2 separate regions of the Homo sapiens genome follow, and region 1 is linked to region 2. A link is an interaction called in ENCODE POLR2A ChIA-PET data of the cell type or tissue named here. Cell type or tissue: OCI-LY7. All regions are shown on one strand.

Region 1 (8,000 bases), 65 kb after region 2:
TCACTACAGCCTCAACCTCCTGGACTCAAGCGATCCTCCCACCTCAGCCTCCTGAGTAGCTCAGACTACTGGTGCCCCCCACCACGCCTGGCTAATTTTTTTAAAAAAAGTTTTGGCTGGGTGCAGTGGCTCATGCCTGTAAGCCTAGCACTTTGAGAGGCTGAGGCGGGTGGATCACGAGGTCAGGAGATCGAGACCATCCTGGCCAACATGGTGAAACCCTGTCTCTACTAAAAATAGAAAAATTAGCCGGGCGTGGTGGCACGAGCTTGTAGTCTCAGCTACTTGGGAGGCTGAGGCAGGAGAATCACTTGAACCTGGGAGGCAGAGGTTGCGGTGAGCTGAGATTGCACCACTGCACTCCAGCCTGGCCACAGAGAGACTCTGTCTCAAAAAAAATTTTTTTTTGCAGAGATGAGATCTTGCTATGTTTCACAGGCTGGTCTCAAACTCCTGGCCTCAAGTGATCCTTCCACCTTGGCCACTGTAAGTACTGGGATTAGGAGTGTGAGCCACCATGCCCAGCCTCAATGAACATTTATCGAGTGCCTTTGATAGTGAAAGTCCTGCAGTATATACAAGGTCAATGTAAGAGATAGCCCTTTCTCTTATAAAGAGTCAGATAGGTATTAAATTAATGTACCAAAAGGCAGAATGTCCTAAGGACTACATTGGAAACAGATAAAGTACAATAAAAACACATAAGAAGGATGGTTAATAGTGAGCAATCAGCAATGACTTCCTGGAGGAGGTGGCATGTGTAAGCTCCTTGAATGACAAATAATGCACCACTGGTAGAGATATAGGAAGGGCAGCTCCCAGCTGCCAGACAGTGTGAAATAGTGAGTGGGGTCAAATCCAGGTTTCATCACTTCCTAGCTACACAGCTTCATCTCTAGCCCTCGGTTTCCTCATCTGGCCAAGTAGAGGGCAATTACATGAACCTGTTCAGGCTGTTGTGGGATAACATCTCTGACAGTTTCAAATAGCGCACAGTAGGGCTCCCTGATGCTCTGTTCCCTTTCAGGTTCACTGAGTCATTTCAGAATCCACTGCTCTAGGGCCACTGTCCAAAAAAGCTTCGTCTGTATTCCTCTGGGAAAACACTCTTGTCAAGGCTACACTTCAGTCAAATATTCAACAGCAGGCCACTTAAACTCACAACAGGATTTGTAAAGGAAATGAGCACTGAAGCTTAACTTCAGTAGTGTGACGAGGAGCTACTGTCATAGAACAAATGGGTTGTTTATCAGCTTTCTATCTGTCCCTAACAAAACCATGTGAAATGAGGCATTCAGCCCCTGTTTTTTTAAAAAGATGACAAACACTAGCTAATTTACTGGAGTAGAACATATTGAGCCAAATGTTTAGTTTTGCATTAAATCTATATCTAGCATTTTCATTAAAGGGGGCAAATTGTAGACTTTACTGATGCTTCAGTGCCCATTTCAGATTAATGCTTAACATTTAAAACTGTGCATGAAATTGCAAATGTATTGGCAAACACATAAGAAGGAGCAGACTAAGTGCTATGTGCTTATTCATAGCCAGCCATTTCTGAGGCTGCCAATGTGTTATTAAGGTGGTTATTTCCCTACACTTGCCTAGGCTGTGAATAGTTAGTACCCCTGATTACTTAGTTAAATACGCTTCTAGATGGAGAGAGGGAAGGCATGGAAGAAATGAGTGATTATCTAAATTTTGTGCAATGAACAATTAAGTCATAATATACTTCTTGATTCATGGTTGATATTTCCAGAGTAATTAGGTTAGTATCCTTCAGAAAAAGCTCTTCACTTCCATAATCATCATACATGGCCACATTTTAGCTGATGTAGTTGAGGAATAAAAAGGACTAAGGATCTTAGAGAAAAAATAATTTTTCAAACAGAACCTTAATTTTTTGCCACCATTAAAACTAGTAAGATGATACTTTTCCCTGTTGTGAGATGAGAACTTTGGTTTATTTTCTGTAATTTTAAACCTTGACTCAGATATTGTCTGACATGTGGTTATCCAAATGACTGGAGAGAAACTCTGTAGTGTATTTCACGATCTAGAGTATTAAAAATTAAATGCAATGAAAAGCAATGTAATTTGGTACCAAGAAGCAAGCTAGAGTAATTTTTATGAAAGTGGGTTTTGGAATCAGACCCTTTGGGTTTGAACCCCAGCTTTGGTCCCTACCAGCAATTATGGACGGGCAGACCCACCTGAATATGGGATGGAGGAGAGAGGTGGTGTCCCATGAGCAAAAATAAAAAGGGTGCAAGGAGCTGAAAACAACAGGTGTCTAGGCTACTTCAAGGGATGGTGATGGAACTGAGGGGCACAGAGCAGAGAGACCAAATGCCCACTCTCAAATCCCTGGGGTAGACCAGGGCCCAGAAGCCAAGGAGTTTTAATTTGAGGCTGAGAAATCATTTACAACTAGGATGAAGATCCACAAAACAGGTTGGCATCCAGCCCTACTATATCATAGCAGCTCCATATTCAGGGTCTGCCCCAACCACAGCAGGGTTGGTGAGCACCAGCCATCGGAGCAAGCCATATAAACACAGGGGCCAGGAAGAGATTTCTTATTGGTTTCAGAGAGTGAGATGGGTGTGTCAGAAAGGAGAGTCCATGGAATGATCTAGAGACTTCCAGACATTTTATTTTGACTTTGTGTCTCATTCATCCAGGTATCCTTTCTGAAGTCTTTTGTTGTTTTTGTTTTTGTTTGTGTTTTGAGATAGAATCTCACTCTGTTGTCCAGGCTGGAGTGCAGTGGTGCAATCTCTGCTCACTGCAACTTCTGCCTCCCGGGTTCAAGCAATTCTCCTGCCTCAGCCTCCCAAGTAGCTGGGATTACAGGTGCCTGCCACCACGCCCAGCTAATTTTTGGATTTTTAGTAGAGACGAGGTTTTGCTATGTTGGTCAGGCTGGTCTCAAACTCCTGACCACAAGTGATCCACCCGCCTCGGCCTCCCAAAGCACTGGGATTACAGGAGTGAGTGACCACACCCGGCCATCTCTGAAGTTATAGCATACAAGATGAAACACGGACTACTGACCAAGGCCGTTGCTGAGTGCCTCGGTATCACCCAGAACCTCCACCCAATCTCCAGGATGGCTTTTGGTTCTAGAAATACCCACAACAATTCTGTTACTATCTTTACGGATCCTGGCTTTCTATTTTGGTTCCAGGTTCCCAGACAATAAAACATCAACATCCAGCCTCTATTTTCCGAACGGTGTTCACAGAATATTAATTCTAAGGGAAATAATGAGTGCTACACAAGCAAAGGGTTCTATGATCAAACAAACTTTAGGGACACTTTGTTAAACAAAGTTAAATTTATTTCTCAAGGCCAAGTGTGGTGGCTCATGCCTGCAATCTCAACACTTTGGGTGGCCGAGGCTGGTGGATTGCCTAAGGTCAGGAGTTTGAGACAACCCTGACCAACATGGTGAAACCCCGTCTCTACTAAAACTACAAAATTAGCCAGGTGTGGTGGTGCACGCCTGTAATCTCAGCTACTTGACAGGCTGAGGCAGGAGAATTGCTTGAACCTGGGAGGCGGAGGTTGCAGTGAGCCGAGATTGTGCCATTGCACTCCAGCCTGGGCAACAAGAGCAAGACTCCATCTCAATATATATGTATTTCTCTATTTTGCAGGAATTCTCAGGGTCTTTAAGATATGAATGTGCCATGTAAATATCCAGAAGAGGATAAGACATGACAAATTTCTCAAGTTTATTCGACCCTAGGATCCTTTCTTTCTCATATCCCACACTCTGTGAGGCTGGCATACACAAGAGAAAAATGGATAACCAGCCGGGCGCGGTGGCTCACGCCTGTAATCCCAGCACTTTGAGAGGCCAAAGCGGGCAGATCACCTAAGGTCAGGAGGGAGCTCGAGACCAGCATGGCCAACATGGCAAAACCCCATCTCTACTAAAAATACAAAAATTATCTGGGCATAGTGGCGGGCACCTATAATCACAGCTACTCGGGAGGCTGAGGAAGGAGAATCGCTTGAACCCGGGAGGCAGAGGTTGGTTGCAGTGAGCCAAGATTGTGCCACTGTGCACCAGCCTGGGTAACAGAGTGAGTGAGACTCTGTCTCAAAAACAAAACAAAAAAAAACCCCGCAATGTGTCAAATAAATACATTAAAAAATGGATAACCTATAAGACATACAAAACCATAATTTTGTTTTAGTCCATCAGCGAATTGCGCTGTTATACAAAGCAATCAAGGGAACTGAATTCCTAAGGCTCACAAGTCCTTCCAAAAAGGGACAAGACACACCAGCTGTTTCCTCTTTTGGCAGAGAATGGGAAGAACAGACAATCATCAGAAAACTGGATAAGAAGAAAACAAATTCTTACCGGCAAAGGATAAGCTAGCATGGCAGTTTAGAAGCCCTGAGCACGCTGGACACAGAGAAATCCCCATCTGCTTGCCATCCTTTTCCACTGGCCTCTACTCGGCATGCATGAGAAAGACTGGAAACAGCACAGTAGGCCTGGGAGACCCTTCCCCCTTGGTGGTACAGCCCTACAGCACCTGCCAAGGTTTTAGGGTGGAGCAGGCATACCTAGGGAAGCCCATTCATGCTTTGAGCCTTGTCTGAGGACAAGGTAGTGCCTGTCTGCCCCTGGGGGAGGGGCAAGAAACACACTCTGATATAAATTAGCGGTCTACTATTGCCAGGTGAAGGACAGAAATCTCTCTTGGGCCCCAGACACTCCACCACTACAAAGTCAGAGTTCAGTAGCTACAGGAGAAAGGGGAGGAAACCTGCCTGTGCTCTAGATCCAGAACTCAGCAGGAAGCAGAGGTTATCCCTAGGAGAAGCCCTGAAATGTTAAAAAAAAAAAAAAAAAAAAAAAGTTACCACTCCAAGAAATTATGCATGTCAATGAAAGGGTCAAATCAAGGTAGACAGGGACAGACTGGCTGGTTGGGAGACTGGGGAGAAATACAAGGACAGTATAGTGGGCACTGATGTTAGCAGACCTGGCCCAGGATCCAGGGTCACCCCCTAATAGCTACATGACTTTTGCAATGTTATCCAAAGTCTCCAAGTCTTAGTTTCCTACATGTAAAAAGGGTGAGCCGGCCACGTTGGATCATGCCTGTAATCCCAGCACTTTGGGAGGCCGAGGTCGGCGGTCACTTCAAGTCAGGCGTTCAAGACCAGCCTGGCCAACATGGTGAAACCCTGTCTCTACTAAAAATACAAAAGTTAGCTGGGCATGATGGCAGACGCCTGTAATACCAGCTGCTCAGGAGGCTGAGGCAGGAGAATCGCTTGAACCTGGGAGGTGGAGGTTGCGGTGAGCAGAAATCATGCCACTGCACTCCAGCCTGGGTGACAGAGCGAGACTCCACCTCAAAAAAAAAAAAGAAAAAAAAAAGGTGAGAGTAATGGAATCTTCCCCAGAGGAATGCTGGGGAACTTGGAGCCATGTAAAACACGTGGCATAGTGCCTGGCACATAGAAAACAATCAATTGCTTTGATTCCAGCAGTTGTTGGAAACTGATAAGGAGCGGTTGCAAAAGGCACTTTCCTATTTGTAGAGGAAATTAGTTGTTTTTACCTGACAATCTTTCAGTTCCTCTTCTTCTGTTAACATCTCCCTAGTTTTCTTCCAGGAAGCCCCTTATCCACAATCAATTTACGTGATTCATGTGGCACTGACCCCTCCCCATCCCTACCTTTAGGAGTAGGGATATGACCACATCCTGGCCAACCATCATGTTCCATGTCTGGGCTGTAGCGATAAGTTCAAGGATGAACACGCATGTATGCCAAGGCAGCCCAATGAGAGACAGTCCTGAGACTTCTCATGAAACTATTCTATCTCCTAAAGTTGCTAAGCCTGAAGTTGTGAGGATTGGGAACAACTATAACTCTCAGGCATTGCTAGAGGGAATGCGACATGGTACAGCCACCAGGGTGGGCTGAATAAGTGTTCCCCCCAAAATTCATGTCCATCCTGAACCTAAAAATGTGACCTTACTTGAAAATAGAGTCTTTGCAGATATAATTAGTTAAAGTAAGATCATACTTGATAAGGGTGGGCTCTAAACCTAATGACTAGTGTCCTTAAAGGAAAAAACCGGTCGCTCACGCCTGTAATCCCAGCACTTTGGGAGGCCGAGGCAGGCAAATCACCAAGTCAGGAGATCAAGACCACGGTGAAACCCCGTCTCTACTAAAAATACAAAAAATTAGCCAGGCGCAGTGGCAGGCACCTGTAGTCCCAGCTACTCAGAGGCTGAGGCAGGAGAATGGCGTGAACCCGGGAGGCGGAGCTTGCAGTGAGCCGAGACTGAGCCACTGCACTCCAACCTGGGCGACAGAGCAAGACTCGGTCTCAAAAAAAAAAAAAAAAAAAGGGAAAAACACAGAAAGACACAGGAGAGAAGGCCATGTGCAGATAAAGGCAGAGATTGAGTAACACAGTTACAAACCAAGGAATTCCAAAGTTTGCAGGAGCTACCAGAAGGTGAGAAGAGGAAGGAAGGGTCAGGCTAGTGGCTCATGACTGTCATCCCAATGACGGCAGCTGACCATGGCCACAGACCCAGGCCTCCTGCTCTACTGAGCAGGCAGGGGCCCTGCCCCCCTGGGTGGGGATACGGGCACCCAAACTGCAGCTGTGGACGCAAGCCTCCCCTCACTCTTGAGGGTGGCCAGGAGCAGGCAGGATCTGCCCTCCTGGGTGCAACTGCAGCCCCTGGACCTGCAGCTGTAGACCTGGGCCTCCTGCTCCACAGAGCAGGCAGGAGCCAGGGACAAGCAGAGGAAGAGGCTTCCAAGTTGGAGGGGTGGTAGCTCCCAGAGTGCAGCTGCAGCTGCCCTCCCAGGCACAGGACCCAGGCATCTCTGCAGCCTGCACCCGCGGGGGCCCAAGAAGGCCCCTCCCCAAACATACCTGCAGGCCTGGGGTTGTCTGCTCCCATTGCCTGGCCTCTCCTCTCCCAGTGCCTGCTCCAATCTCCAAGCAGGGTTGGGGCTGAGCCCCGGGGTCATGAATGGCAGCAGAAGGCAGACAGATTCCTGGAGGGAAGGGAGCAGGTTCCAGTAAGGCCACACCTTCAGGCCAGAGAGGGCCTGAAGGCTGGGGGCTGGGCTGCCAGTCCCGCAGACTGGAGTGGGGACTTGTGCCTCCTCCAGGTCACCTATGGCTGCCCATGGACCAATCAACACATACTTCCTCCCCTCTGAGCCCTGGGATCAGCAAGAAGAGGGCAGAGGATGGAGAGACAATGGCAAGACTAGCTGCAGAGAAGAGCTACCCTCTCTGCTGAGAGCAGAGATGCTCTTAACAACCCGCCTGTGGAGAGGAGCTACCCTCTCCAGGGCCTCGTCTCTGCTGAGAGCTGAACACTCCATGGGACAACCTGCCTACAGAGAGGAGCTACCCACTGTGGGTCTCCTCTGAGCTGTGCTAACACTAAATAAAGCTCCCCTTTGACTTCTTCACCTTTCACTTGTCTGTGTACCTCATTCTTCCTGGACACAAGAAGTCAGGCAAAGGTGCCACCGGCCACAAAGGTTTACAGGAAGAAAATCGATACCCCAAAGATCCCAGTACTTTGGGAGGCCAAGGCGGGCAGATCACTTAAGGTCAGGTTAAGGTCAGAAGTTTGAGACCAGCCTGGCCAACACAGTGAAATGCTGTCTCTACTAAAAAGACAAAAATTAGCTGGGCAAGGTGGTGGGCACCTGTAATCCCAGCTACTTGGCAGCCTGGGGCAGGAGTATTGCTGGAACCCAGCAGAAAGAGGCTGCAGTGAGCTGAGATTGCCCCACTGTACTCCAGCCTAGGCAATAGAGCGGGTCTGTCTCAGGAAAAAAAAAAGGAAGGAAGAATTCTCTCCTAGAGCTTTCAGAGGGAGTATGGGCTGGCCAACATTTTGAATTTGGACTTCGAGCCTCACAGAACTATAAGGCAATAAAATTCTATTGTTTTAAGCCACTAAGACCATGGTAATTC
Region 2 (8,000 bases):
GCCAGGAAAAGAGGCCTCATCAGAAGCCAACCCTGGAGGCGCCTTAATCTTGGACCTCCAGCCTCCAGAACTGTGAGAAAAATAAATTCCTGTTGTTAAAGGCACCCAGTTTGTATCATTTCTTACGGCAGCCCTAGCAGAAAAATACACCTCTCTGAGCCTCAGATCCTTCATCTGCAAAATGGGGATAATCACATTACCTTTGCCATCGAGTTACTGAGAGAATTAAGTGAAATAATATGTGTAATAATGTGATATATGTAATAGGTTAACTGGCACACAATAAGTGCTAGTTATTATAGCCCATGTCATAGGATTGTTAATTGGACTAAGTGAGATAATCAATGTGATACTCTTGGTACAACAGCTGCACATAGTAGGTGCTTAATAAATTGTAACTATAAACACTGTTATAAACTTTTATTCATTTATTTATTTATTTATTTTTCAGACAGTCTTGCTTCATCGCCCAGGCTAGTCTTGAACTCCTGGCCTCAGGTGACCCACCCGCTTCGGCCTCCCAAATTGCTGGGATTACAGGTGTGAGCCACCATGGTCAGCCTATAAACTTTTAAATAACTTTAAATGCAATCATGTTGCTAAAACAACTTGCAATCAAATGCAGCCATGGTGCAGTCACAGCTCCCTGCAACCACTATCTCCCAGGCTCAGGTGATCCTCCCACCTTAGGCTCTTGAGCAGCTGGGACCACAGGTGCATGCCACCATACCCAGCTAATTTTTAAATTTTTTTTGTAGAGACAGTGTCTTCCTGTGTTGCCCAGGCAGGTCTCAAACTCCTGGGCTCAAGTAATCGTCCTGCCTCCGACATAAGTAAATGTCATGATTATTATATAACAGCTACCCTTCCAAAATGCTTTCAAATTCATACAAAAGGTTGAAAAAGAGCTACATGTTGACTATGTTATAAAGGAGAAATGAAGAAGACCAGTAAGCTTAATTTTGGTGCCCACGAAAATACAAGGGAAAAAATTAATACAACCAATTTTCAAACACCTCGAGAGATCAGAGTGCACAATACTAATTTTATTAAGAAAAACTCTGGTCAGGCTAAGAAGACGGATTATCCAGAGCAGAGCAGCAGCAGAGCAGAACCGACCTGGCTAACTGTAGTGAGACTTTTGTCCCACATCCTTGGGTTTTCTAAAAGGTCAGGAAACAGAAGTCCAGTGACATTGTTCTTGGCTGGAAAGGCAAAGATTCTCATTAAATCAAGGAACCGAGGAGAGTTTTGAGAGGTCAGTCCTGGGTCCAGTGCTATTTAAAGGGTCCATTAGGGAGGATTCAGGAGGAAAGAAGGGCACTGCCACGGCTGTGGAGAGGTCGGCGGGCAGGGGTTGCACTGACAGGCACCCCACCTTAGCAGGTGCCATCCCACCTCCCTCGGAGCTTCCCGCCAGCTGGGGAAATATTGGTGTGGAATTTCCAAGCTTGTTAAAGCAAGAGCCACAGGAGGCAGAAACAAAGACCAGATTTGTACTTCTTCCCTCGCTTCCTCGTTCACTCTTTCCTTCATCCACACGTTTGCAGAGCATCTCCTAAGTGCGAGGCTCTGTGCTAGGCAGGAAATAAAACCAAATCCTTGCTTTCAATGGAGGGAGAGGCGGACAATAAAATTATAAGTAGAGGCCAGGCATGGTGACTCACACCTGTAATCCCAGCATTTTGGGAAGCCAAGGTGAATGGATCACCTGAAGTCAGGAGTTCGAGACCAGCCTGACAAATAGGGTGAAACCCCGTCTCTACTAAAAATACAAAAATTACCTGGGCATGGTGGCACGTGACTGTAGTCCCAGCTACTTGGGAGGCTGAGGCAGAAGAATTGCTTGAACCTGGGAGGTGGAGGTTGCAGTGAGCTGAGATTGCATCACTGCACTCTAGCCTGGGTGACAGAGAGAGACTCTGTCTCAAAAAAAAATTATAACTAAATGTGTGATAAAATGTCAAGATACAGGCTCGGTGTAGTGGCTCACATAAGTAATCCCAACAACACTTTGTGAGGCCAAGGCAGCAGAATCGCTTGAGCCCAGGAGTTCAAGACCAGCCCGGGCAACATAGCAAAACCCTGTCTCTACACAAAAAAAAACCCACAAAAATTAGTTGGGCATGGTGGTGTGCACCTGTAGTCTCAGCTACTCGGGAGACTGAGGTGGGAGGATTGCTTGAGCCCAGATATAAAGGCTGCAGTGAGCCATAAGGGTGCCACTGCACTCTAGCCTGGATGACAGAGTGAGACCCTGTCTCAAAACAAAACAAAACAAAACAAAACAGTGGGGATATGGAAGGTGCTATGAAGAAAAATAAGACAGGTAAGGGAATAGAGAGGGATGGGGCAATGAGGTGCCATCTTAGATGAGTTGGTCAGAGAAGCCTTCTCTGAGGGAGTGAAGTTTGAGCAGAGACCTGACTGAAAGGACAGAGCAAGCCATGTAGATCTCTGAAGTAAGAGAACCACAGGTAAAGGGACCAGCAAGAGGCAATGCTCAGGAAAGGAAAGGAGTGTAGTACCGGGGAAACAGCGTGGAGGTGGGTATGACCAGAGTAGAAAGAGAGAAGGAGGTGGGTTGGAAGACCTATCTGGGGGCCAGATTATATATGAGAGCCTTTTAAGAGGGGCCTTATTCTACATGTGTTGGAGAGTTACTGGGAAGCAAGTGAAGAGGCTATTGAAGAATCCCAGGGAAAGATGATGAAAACCAAGACCAGGGTGGCAGAGGTCAAGGGAGGAAGAGCAGACTTGGAATATGGCTGTGATTGCCTAGCACATGACACAGACATTCATTTTAGAATAGAAGGATGTCTTTTCCCACAAAGCTATATGGATAATAAGTTAACAAGTTCTCTCTCTCTCTCTCTTCTTTTGAGACAAGGTCTTGCTCTGTCACCCAGGCTGGAGTGCAGTGGTGTGGTCATAGCTCACTGCAGCCTTAAACTCCTGGGCTCAAACTATCCTCCTGCCTTGGCCTTCCAAGTAGCTAGGATTACAGGTGTGTGACACCATGCCAGACTAATTTTCTTTGTTTTATTTGTAAAGATGGGGGTCTTGCTATGTTGTCCATGCTGGTCTCAAACTCCTGGCCTCAAGAGATCCTCCCACCTCAGCCTCCCAAAGTATGAGGATTGCAAGTATGAGCCACTACATCCAGCCACAAGTTCTCTTTTAATTATGTAAATCATTGTTCTAAAATTATTTTGGGAAAGAAAATTAAACTAACTGGCTGGGCATTGTGGCTCACACCTGTAAGTAATCCCAGCATTTTAGGAGGCTGAGGTGGGCAGATCATTTGAGGCCAGGAGTTTGAGACCAGCCTGGCCAACATGGTAAAACACTGTCTATTAAAAATACAAAAATTAGCCAGGTGTGGTGGCATACGCCTGTAGTCCCAGCTACTCAGGAGGCTGAGGCACAAGAATCACTTGAGCTTGGGAGGCAGAGCTTACAGTGAATCGAGATCATACCACTGCACTTCAGCCTGGGCAACAAACAGAGCAAGACTGTCTCAAAAATAAAATAGCCAATTTGTGACGTTCTGGTCAATAATAAATAGCTATCATTTTTTAAGCTGTTTAAAGTATGACAAGACACTGGGTTTAATAGTCTTGTGTATATTAATTATCCTGTTGAATTCTTACAAGAATCCCATGAAATTGACACTATAGTTAGTCTATATTTTACAGATGGGGAAAGTGAGGCTGACTTAAAGAGTTAAATACCTTCATAAAGGTCACACAACAGAGTGGGATTCAAACCCGTGTTTGTCTAACACCAAAACTCACCATCCTTCTACTTGTCATTTCCCTGTCTCCCCTGCCCCAACTTTTTGTTGTCATCTGGGCATCCCATTTCCACTGTTTCAGTGTAGTAATATTTGAGAATACATACATACCACCAGCAATAGCCAGGATGTGCCTATTGATGACATTACTGAATCTATTTCTTTAAAAGAGGGATTTATTTATTTATTTATTTATTTTTATTTATTTATTTATTTATTTATTAGATGAAGTCCAGCTGTGTCACCCAGGCTGGAGTGCAGTGGTATGATCTCGGCTCACTGCAACCTCCGCTTCCTGGATTCAAGCAATTCTCATGCCTCAGCCTCCTGAGTAGCTATGATTACAGGCACATGCCGCCACGCCTGGTTAATTTTTGTATTTTTAGTGAAGTCAGGGTTTCACCAGGTTGCCCAGGCTGGTCTCAAAGTCCTGACCTCAAGTGATCTGCCGGCCTCAGCCTCCCAGTGCTGGGATTACAAGTGTGAGCCACTGCGCCCACCCTAAAAGAAGGATTTTAACCTAGCATCCATGGATCCCTATGTTGGGGATGAGAGTGTCCATGGATTGTTTATCAAAATGTGTGTGAATCCCTAAAACTGTGTGCAAAATTTGGGGGATATAGTGTGCATTTTTGTGGAAAGAGAGTACCTAGCTTTGATTATGTTCTAAAAGTAGAACATGAAGCCAGCACTTAAGAGGTGATGACTTACAAACCACCATTTCCTAGTCTGTACTGTTTGGCTGCTTTTTCATTTCAGATTATTCTAGTTTTCTAGTCACAGGGCATTTTCTCAGAAAGAAGGAAATTTTTTAAATGAGCAAAAAATATTTAAAGGTCTCTTTTTCTCCTCACCATCTTACGAGTTTAAAGGCATTCTTTATTGGTGATAGTGTTGCCGTTCCTTCTTTTCACTTGCTAGAGCTGGAAAGTTAATGCTATTCACTTTGATATTCCTTAAAAGGTGCATCTTCTCCTGGCTTGACTTTTTTATTCTATACCTAAAAGACAGGGCTCCTTTGACATATTCTTTCTTACCTATACAGCCCAATTTCCATTTTGTCAGTGGAATTTTCTCTTATCACTGAAACGGGAAAGGTTCCCTTGTCCCCCAACTGGGTGTGTGGTGGGGGTGGGGGTCGCTTCTTCAGTGCCCTGCTGCTCAAACCTCTAGGGGAGCATACAGATGGGCAGGCTGTGGGGTTCCGACCCCATGGCAGTGTCTAGCGGCGAATGTTTACAGCTCCTTAAGCCCCAGTGGATGTGTGTTACAGGGTACTCTTAGTTTGCCATCTATGGGCGGCTTGTGTTAGCTTAATTAGACCCTCTACCTTGTTGCAAGGACAGAGGGCTTTCTGTACCCCGGGGTTTCTTGCCTTGGTGTACTGGAAGAATTGGACCATACCTAGGCTTGGAGAATGAGTGCAAAGATTTTTTTTTTTTTTTTTTTTTTTTTTTTTTTTTTTGAGATGGAGTCTCGCCCTGTTGCCAAGGCTGGAGGGCAGTGGTGCAATCTCAGCTCACTGCAATCTCCCCCTCCCAGGTTCAAGCGATTATCCTGCCTCAGCCTCCCAAGTAGCTGGGATGCACCACCATGTGCCACCAGGCCTGGCTGATTTTTGTATTTTTAGTAGAGACGGGGTTTCACCATGTTGGCCAGGCTGGTCTCAAACTCCCAACCTCAGGTGATCCTCCCACCTCAGCATCCCAAAGTGCTGGGGTTATAGGCATGAGCCACCGCACCCAGCCTCTTCTTATATGTTTAATAGCTATTTGTATTTCTCCTTCTGCTTATATATTTGCCTATTTTCTACTGGGTTTTTGTCTTTTTCCTATCTTTTTTTGAGACAGAATCTTGTTCTGTCACCTAGGCTGGAGTACAGTGGCATGATCATAGCTCATTGCAGTCTCAAACTTCTGGGCTCTAGCAATTCTCCTGCCTCAGCCTCCAAAGTAGCTGGGACTACAGGTGCATACCACCACACCAAGCTACTTTTTCAATTTTTTGTAGAAATGAGGTCTCACAGTGTTGCCTAGGCTAGGGATGGTCTTGAAATTCCTGGGCTCAAGCAATCCTCATTCCTCAGCCTCCCATAGTGCTGGGATTATAAGCATAAGCCACTATGCCCAGCCTCTTATTTTAGAAGTTCTTTAAGTATTCTAGGTGTCATTAATTTATTATTTATTGCATTGCAAATATCTTCTTCCAGTGTGATTTTTTTTACTTTGTTTTGGTATCTTTGGGCATGCAAAAGTTTTATATTTTAAAATAATCGTATTTGTCCATTGTTTTCCTTTATGGTTGATTTTTTTGAGTTTCACATTTAGATATCTTTAATCCACATGGAACTTATTGTTTGTGGTTATGTGGTAGGAGTCAAAAATGGTTTTTCTGTATTCTGTATGGATAAACAATTGGGTCATCATTTATTGACTGGTTCTTTCTTTTTCCTTACTGATTATAATGTCTCCTCTATCATATATCAGGTTTCTTTTACCTCTTTTTTTCTGGGAGACAGAGTCTAGCTCTGTTGCCTGGGCTGTAATGCAGTGGCACAATCATGGCTGACTGCAGCCTTAAACTCCTGGGCTCAAACGGCCTCCCACCTCAGCTTCCCAAAGTGCTGGGATTACAGCTGTGGGTCACCACACCTGGCCAGTATCTGGGACTACAGGCATGCACCCCTATGCCCAGCTAATTAAAAATTTTTTTTGTAGAGGCAAGGACTCACTATGTTGCCCAGGCTGGTCTAAACTCCTGGCCCCAAATGATTCTTCTACCTCAGCCTCCCAAAGTGCTATTATTACAGGATAGATATCTTTAGATATTTGGCTTTATTTCTGGGTTCTCAATTCCGTTCCATCTGTCTATTTGTCTCTCTCAAGGTAAAAATGATATTGTTTAACTACTGTAGCTTTATAACAAGTTTTCATGTCTAATAGGATGAGTACCACTATGTTATTTTTCAATATTGTCTTGATGAATCTTGGATATTTGCTCTTTCATATGAATTTCTGAGCTCCTCAAGATCTATGAAAAACTGTACAGGAATTTTTATTTTAATTGCATTAAATTTATAGATTAAATTAGAAAAACATGACGTTATTTTCATAATGAGTCTTCCCATTTATGAGTATGGCATATCTCACTTGATTTAGGTCTTCATCTCAGTCCATTTGTGCTTTTATAACAAAATATTTGAGACTGGGTAATTTATTAAAAAAACAGAAATGTATTTCCTCACAATTCTGGAGTCTGGGAAGTTTAAAATGAAGGTACAGGCAAGTTCAGTGTCTGGCGGGGGCTGGGTCTCTGCTTCCAGGATGGCACCTTGAATGCTGCGTCTTCACACGGAGGAAAAGGAGAAGAGATGGAAAGGTAAAAAGGTGCCTAAGCTAGTTTCCTCCGGCTCTTTAATAAGGCACTAATCCATTCATAAGGGCCAAGGCCTCACGATGTAATCACCTCCCAAAAAGACCCCACCTCTTAATACCACCACAATAAGGGTTAAGTTTCAACATGAATTTTGTAGGGGACACACATTCAAACCGTAGTATCTTTTGAGAAGGGTTCATAATTTTTGTCATAAGGGTCTTGCACGTTTTCTGTAAATTTTATTTGTAGATACTCTCTGTATCCTCATAAAGTTTTCTTGCGAAAAAGTAATGAGATATACCATGTAAAAAGAGCCTGGCACATAGTAGATAGTATATAAATATAAATTCCATTCCCTTACTTGCTCATATTTTGTCTTACATTACTAAAATCAAATAGAAAGGTCTAAAATTTGAATAATACCTTCCATAATGAAAATTTAAAGTATGCATGAGAGGAAAGAAAAAGGGAGTTACCCGGCTGTCTTCTAAATATAAAGTGCATCACAATGAGAGTTGGGACATTGGTTAAAGAGATGATATAAAGTGTGTACCCATGAACGGTGGAACTTCAATCCTTACGCCTAGAAATCACACTCTGAGTTTCACCACCCGTGCAATTGTTCATATTCATTTATTCATTCCCCATTAATTGGAGTCCTCCTATGGGCAAAGAACATGTACATGTAGCATACATTATTTTATATCTTCAAGAGCAATTTGATCACTGGTTCCACACGGGAAATTTATATTCCACACAGAACTATATAGCGGCTAGTAAATGGTGTATTTACTAGCCACTATATACACTTAATAAATAACACCTACTA

The links. ChIA-PET counts read pairs that join two places held together with the same protein. Peaks named below come from ENCODE experiments on the same cell type or tissue, not always from the same donor. Only the 100,000 strongest peaks of a DNase experiment are listed, where the experiment ranks them.
Region 1: POLR2A ChIA-PET joins it to region 2 with 5 read pairs; 5 of 35 experiments call an interaction of 5 or more read pairs at or near these places.

Annotation. Positions count from the first base shown.
Region 1 is chr10:92,713,724-92,721,723 of GRCh38, reverse strand. No RefSeq gene overlaps it. Among named protein-coding and RNA genes, the nearest start is that of HHEX, 28 kb to the right of the region's middle. RefSeq lists an enhancer at 893-1,448. In OCI-LY7, no CTCF peak of the experiment used is centred here; DNase peaks (open chromatin) are centred at 1,183 and 7,373; H3K27ac peaks cover 692 bases.
Region 2 is chr10:92,778,600-92,786,599 of GRCh38, reverse strand. No RefSeq gene overlaps it. Among named protein-coding and RNA genes, the nearest start is that of EXOC6, 66 kb to the left of the region's middle. In OCI-LY7, no CTCF peak of the experiment used is centred here; a DNase peak (open chromatin) is centred at 4,169.